Linked DNA regions of Homo sapiens: region 1 is linked to region 2. A link is a contact called in ENCODE Hi-C or POLR2A ChIA-PET data. All regions are on one chromosome and are shown on one strand. Each heading gives the region's core, a stretch centred on a gene start or an enhancer-like site at or near the end of the contact. The rest is flanking DNA. Distances are from core to core; before and after follow the strand shown.

What was found. Hi-C counts contacts between places; a loop is a spot of excess contacts on that map. ChIA-PET counts read pairs that join two places held with the same protein, here RNA polymerase II (POLR2A).
Region 1: a map of PC-3 shows a loop between it and region 2 (2.1-fold over the local background). The contact joins two enhancer-like sites. A Hi-C loop is called at or near these places in 1 of 168 maps with a recorded cell type or tissue (PC-3). POLR2A ChIA-PET finds 5 or more read pairs at or near these places in 1 of 52 experiments (MCF 10A).

Annotation. Positions count from the first base shown.
Region 1 is chr12:88,923,911-88,927,332 of GRCh38, reverse strand. No RefSeq gene overlaps it. Among named protein-coding and RNA genes, the nearest start is that of LINC02458, 94 kb to the left of the region's middle. Within about 2 kb of position 1,277, at least 6 of the 41 ENCODE cell types and tissues checked have a DNase peak (open chromatin) inside an H3K27ac peak, as active enhancers do; they include PC-3, where a contact is called at or near this core.
Region 2 is chr12:88,656,589-88,659,882 of GRCh38, reverse strand. No RefSeq gene overlaps it. Among named protein-coding and RNA genes, the nearest start is that of KITLG, 78 kb to the right of the region's middle. Within about 2 kb of position 1,687, at least 2 of the 41 ENCODE cell types and tissues checked have a DNase peak (open chromatin) inside an H3K27ac peak, as active enhancers do; they include PC-3, where a contact is called at or near this core.

The DNA.
Region 1 (3,422 bases), core at 28-2,527, 270 kb before region 2:
AAGAGTAAAAGCAAGAAGGCAATTTAATTTAATAGGCTATTGCTGTTATCTGAGTGATAGACTAGGGTGGCTTAGACAGGGTGATGGCAGTGTTGGTGAACGGATGAAAAGATGGATTTGAGATATATTTTGGTGTCATAAATCGTGTAATTTGCTGGTGAATTAGATATGGGAATTGAGAGAAAAATAGAATACAAGGTTGTTTTCTGCATTTTTGGATTAAGCAACTGATGGATGCTGGCACCATTTAAAGAGATATTAAAGACTCAGGAAAATAATAGGTTTGGGCGGAAAACAAGAACACTATTATAAATTTGAAATGCATATAGATATTCATGTGGAAATCTGACTGCTTATTTCAAATAAGCAGTTAGAAGGCACTCGGGGGAAGTTGCTTCTGTAGCTATAAACATGGGAAGTCAGCAGCTTCACAAGTAGATGTAAACTGTGGATTTAGAAGCGTTTTAGACAACAGTGAGGAAGAGAGAGTGAGCAGAAAACAAAAGATGACCCAGCACAAAGCTCAGTTACTCCAACACTTAGAGTTGAAGACAGCAAAGGAGGCTGAAAAAGAGCAGACAAGGACAATAGAAGAGAGAGGAGTGTTACAGAAGCTATAGTACCTATGTGTGTTTTCTTTTTGTGTAAGATGAGTGTATTTTCTTAAATCTTAATCCATACAGTTTAAGTGGAGCTGATTCTCTCCCAACACACAAGACCCTCCCCAAGTCTCTGCTCTCAGTTGGGCATGGTATGAGACTTGCTCAATTAAAGCCTTCTCACTACTCCCACTGATACTCACAGGAAAGAGGCATGTGGTGTGTGTGTGTGTGTGTGTGTGTGTGTGTGTGTGTTTGAGTTTACTAAGACCAGGAAAGACAAGGATGATTGATAAAAGTCTAGAACTGTCAATAGCCATCTTTGTTACCATGTGAGGTTTACCTGCCTAAAAACTGAGATAACAGCAGAAATGTAAGCTGAGAGGTAGAGAAAAATAAATAAGTTTCTGATAATATGTGTTTGAACCTCTAGAGCCAATGATGCCTTAAACTAGCACCATTCCTTGAACTTCCTGGATAAAAGAGCCAATAAATTCCTTTTGTGTTTACATAAGTTGGTTTGAGTCATGTTCCTGTTACTGGCAACCAGAAGAGATAGGACTACGATAAAAGATATTTCAAGAAAGGTGGAGTAGTTAATTGTGTCAAAAGCCATTGGAAAGTTAAGAGAGATGAGGGCAGAAAAATATTCCTTGGATTAGACAACATGGAGTCACTGATGACCTCATGGGAGAGATATCCGTGCAGGGGTGAGACTGGAAGTCTACCTGGGGTGGGGAAAAAACAAATTGGCAGTGGTTGAGTGGAGACAGTGAAAGTGGCAACTTACTTAAAAAGATCTTTTGTGAAGAAAAGTAAAGAAATAGAGAGATCACTGGAGAGGATTATGGTACCAAAGTAGACGCAAGGAAATATTTGATATTTATCTTCAATCATTCTTTCATCAAGTATTTATCCAAGCATGATTATCTATATATTAAGCTATGTTAGCCCATGAAAAAAAATTAAAATTCTGTCATTACCACTCCTTGCTTCCTAACTTACAGTGGTGATGATAGATTTTTAAATGAAAGTTAAAGTGTTATAACAAAAGTCTTTGCATGTGGCAAAAATATAATGAAAATAGATTACTTTTCTCTGTCTGACTCATAAGATTTTGTAGTTCTTAAAAATATTTCCTCAATATTGCTCAAAAGTATTTGGCACTGATTGAAATGGGCCCTACTCCTTTGAATAAAAGAGGAAGATTTTACTCATTCTAGGTGGATGCATTTAATTAAAAAAAAATTCAAGTCAGTGAAATCATCTTTTATTGCCAATTTTCTTTAGTAACAAATGGTAACAAAGAGCTACAATGCAGCAATTCAAGAACAACAACAAAAAATATTTAATGCTTATAAAGTACCAGGTACTCTGCAAGGTGGTGAGAATGAAGAAGTGAAAACACAGTTTTTGATACCTAAAAAATTAGTGTCCAGTATGGAAACAGGTATAAGCAATTAAAAAATTCAATAAGAATCACCATAGGAAGAAACACAGGACTCCATAGGAAATCTTAGGTGGAGTATCCCTGTTAGAGTCAGTGAATTTTTCTGAATGGAAGTAGAACTGAATCTGGAATTGTGAGTAGGACTTGGAAAGGCAGTTGACTTCCTTTTCTTAGCAGCTTACCCATTTCTCATAATCTGATCCAGCCTGTTTGCAGGCAAAACTCTTCACACTGTAACACATAGCAAGTGCTCAATAAATGCTGCTTAACTATTATTATCAGTAGGCTCCTACCTCTACATAAATAAACACAAGTAATAAGCCAATATTAGTTAAGAAGAGGCAGGCAATTACTGTTTGTGGAGATAATTAAGCTTTGGTGTTCTGTAGACTAAATTTAAAATTTATCTACTTAAAATTTATTGACTGTATTAGTTTGCTGAGGCTACCATAACAAAATACTACACATCGAGTGACATAAACAGCAAAATGTATTTTCTCACAGTTCTAGAGGCTAGAAGTTCAAGATCAAAGTGTCAGCAGGTTTGGTTGCTTTGGAGGTTTCTCTCCTTTGCTTGGGGATGGCCACCTTCTTGCTGTGTCCTCCCATGGTCTTTCTCTGGTTTCTCATTTTGTGTTCAAATTTCTTCTTCTTATAAAGACAACTGTTAGATTGAATTAGGGCTCACCTTAACTGTCTCATTTTCATGAAGTCACCTTTTTAAAGGCACTATCTTCATATAGTCATATTCTTACATACTGGGGGTAGGGTTTCAACACATGAATTTGAAGGTCTTACAGCAGTGGCCTTGGAAACTTACCACGGTAATCACTTGGGGATTCAGTTTCCTCATCTATAAAAAGAGGATAGAACACGGTGCCCTAGCTTGTATTTGGATGAGTTTCAGAATGTGGCAGTTTGCAAGACTAGTGGCCTGGTGACCACTTCTGGTATCTACTTGCATAAATTCATACGCACTGGTATTTTTTGGCAAGAGGTAAAAGGTGGAGGTTTTTGTTTGTTTGTTTTGGTTTTGATTTTTGAACACTGTCATTTGAGAACAAGGGAGGAAGTAAATCCAGTGTCTTCTTGAAGTGACATAAAGTCCTGATAGAGAGACGAACTGAAGTAATTTCTTTGAAACTCTGGGTACAGGGAGTGCTCGTTTGGGACCCAAGAGTAAAATTTCATATAACATTGGGGAGTAGGCTAGTTTTCCCACTTTTGGAAGCAACATAATACTGCTCTTTTATTTTCAGTAAATTCCTATCTATTAGTTACCTTTCCTGCAGTGACAAATAGCCCCCAAATCTCAGTGGTTCACAAAAACAAACTTTGATTTTTTTGGACAAGTGATATGTCAGGATTTATGG
Region 2 (3,294 bases), core at 438-2,937:
CTATATCCATAAAGACTCTCAAATATTAATTAGTTGAATGAATGAGTGGACTAATGAATTAAAGTCCTGATGGTTCGTTTTTAGAAAATTATAAATGTTTAAAATACACCCAAACATTTCCTCAGACAGCAAAATGTTCCTGACCCCCTTCACAAATTAAAATAGAGTTTTGGCTGGGTGTGGTGGCTCATGCCTGTCATCCCAGCATTTTGGGAGGCCAAGGCGGGCGGATCACCTGAAGTCAAGAGTTCGAGATTAGCCTGGCCAACAGGGTGAAACCCAGTCTCTACTAAAAATATAAAAATTAGCTGGGCATGGTGGCAGGCGCCTATAATCCCAGCTACTCGGGAGGCTGAGGCAGGAGAATTACTTGAACCCAGGAGGCGGAGGTTGCGGTGAGCCAAGATCACGCCATTATTCTGCAACCTGAGTGACAAGAACAAAACACCCTCTCAAAAACAAAAATACTTTTTATGTTTTATAGAATCTAGTTATTCTTTTATGATATTTATAAAATAATATAATAGAATCCAGCTTTTCTCCTTAAAATTATTTATTGCATTTTATAAGAATATATGTGTTTTGTCCACATCTGTATCTCTTACTCAAATTTACTTGATGTCAGGCCATTACCATTACCAAACTTCAGATTGTAGAACTTAATGTTCTATAGTCTCAGTCATGGTGTTACCCATCTTAATTCTAGTATTTAGTAAGTATTCACTTTTCACTATTCAAACTTCCTTTCATTTATGCTTTATTAATCATAATGGGCCTATTTTAGGGCAACATGCCTCATATCTATTTTTAGAAGGAGGTAGGAAATAAAAAATGAGAAGGGAAAGTGGAATTGGTTAATGTTGGTTATAGTGAAAGTGTGAAACTCTACCATTTATAAGGCTTAGGAATAGATCACCAAGAATGTTGCCATGAATATAAATGCTATTACTAATAAAAGACATTTGTCTTATGTTTTACAAACATAAGTTGTTTCATATACCTTCTCTCATCTAATGCTGACAACAGCATCCAGGTAATTAATGCATAAATTTTGATCCACATTTTACATATGAACCAACTGTAGCTCAGAAATGGCATGACTTTCTAAAGGTTTCACAGTCACTCAATTGGTCAAGCTGTAACTCAGATATAGATCAGCTTTGCCAAGTCCATTGCTCTTTATAGGATACCACTGTGATTCCATCATAAAGGTAACTCTGTGTTCAATTAAAAAAAAAAAAACACTTAACTAAACCAGGAATGGGTTTTTAAACTGCTGTCCATAAGTGTTCCTCCCACATTGGCCTTCCTAAGTGTTGAGATTACAGGCGTGAGCCACCAAGCCCAGCAGAATGGATTTTTAATTGTGATTTATTTTAGGGGAATAAATAACAGGATCTGCTTAACACATTAAATACCAGAAAGAATGAGTTACATGTACCTTTGAGCTTATTCATGCTACATCGAGATGATAAAACAAGCATTTCTGAAATTGATTGATAGTTTTTTTTTTACTTCTATATTTTATCAGATGCAGATATAATATTTTATCTAGTGCTTGGCAAGTGATAATGTATAAAGCAGATCATTGTTTAATTATAATGAAAGCTGAAGTAAACAGCATGAGTGATTTCTAAAAATCTAACCACTGACAACCACACCCTTTGGCAACTCTCCTAGGTCTCACAAGAAGACAATGGAGTAGATTGTGTTAAGCAAAAATTAAAAAAAAAAAAAGCATTAAGCTGTATGCCAAGACAGGGTAAAAGATGGAATCCAGATTTAAACTAATGAATAAAAGAGTCTTAAACTTACATAAGGAATCCTTCTTTTGTTTATTTTTGTTTGTTTTGCTCACATTCAACATTTTACCATGTTTTGTGATTACCATGTGTAAGGAACTATTCTAAACAGAAAAAAAACTTTCAATTAAGTCCAATTTAATATTTTTAAAAGTATAAACTTGGAGTCATATAGATCTAAGTTTTAATCCCACCTGCTAATTGTTACTAGTACATATGAGAATAAGAACAAACTACTTAAACTTTTTGATGACTGGGCATAGTGGTTCACACCTGTAATCCCAGTTGAGGATTGTCTGGTTACCTTTGGGAGGCTGAGGTGGGTGGATTGCTTGAGCCCAGGAGTTCCAGACCAGCCTGGGCAACATGGTAAAACCATGTCTCTACAAATATACAAAAATTAGCTAGGTGTGGTGGCACATGTCTGTGGTCCCAGCTACTCAGAAGGCTGATATGAGAGGATCACTTGGGCCCATTATTAGGTCAAGGCTGCAGTGAGCTGAGATCATGCCACTGCATTCCAGGCTGGGCAACAGAGTGAGACCCTGTCTCAAACAAACAAAAAACAAAAATACCTTTTTAATAGCATTACAAAAAAGCTACTATCAGGATTAAATAAGATACCATATTCATTTATCTATTCATTCATTGGAGCCTACTTTGGATCAGACACTGTTCAAAGCACCTAATATACATTAGCATGCAAAACAAAATCCCTGTCTCCATAGTTTCCATTCTAGTAGGTATGAGATAAGAAAGTGCTATCCTGTGTATCATTTTGTGCAAGCAAGAGATACACAAAAACACTGAATTTTCCAATAGGATGTGTGTGGATTAAGCCTTTAATGATTAAGAATTGAGGTCAGTAGCTACCTCGGAAAGTGTAATAATGATGTCTTGAAAATAAGAGTAGTGGTTGAAAGTGTGTTTAAGATGAGTCCCATTCAGTCAAGTAACTGCTTATTCATTTATATTTACTGAATGTCTGGGAAAACACAACCAAATAACAAGAGATGACCCACAGAATGATTAAATAAATTGCTGAGGTTTGATCAGTTCTTCTGGTCTTCTATATGAGCTAAGGGACTCTATTTGAAGAGAATGAAAATTAGTAAATAATTGCCATCAATTTAGTACATTTACTCCTTTATCTGAATGTGAATCAAGCTATTTCCAGAAATGTGTTACCATGTTTCCATCTCTGAATGTACTCATCCACATACTACTGAGGAGTAGCTCTCTTTATATGTTATAAAGAAACAAGAGCCAGCATTTGGCAGCTACATGAAGATATGAAGAAAACAAATATATAAAATATAAAATATATTATATAAATATATATAATAAAAATATATAAATATACAAAATATAAAAATTATGTAACTATCAAGAATCTTGGGCTGTTTGTCTATGGCAGGTTTATTTTTATATTTCTACAGAGGAATTAAGAGACAAGGATAAGAACTCTGGTAACCTCAGTATTGTATGTGTG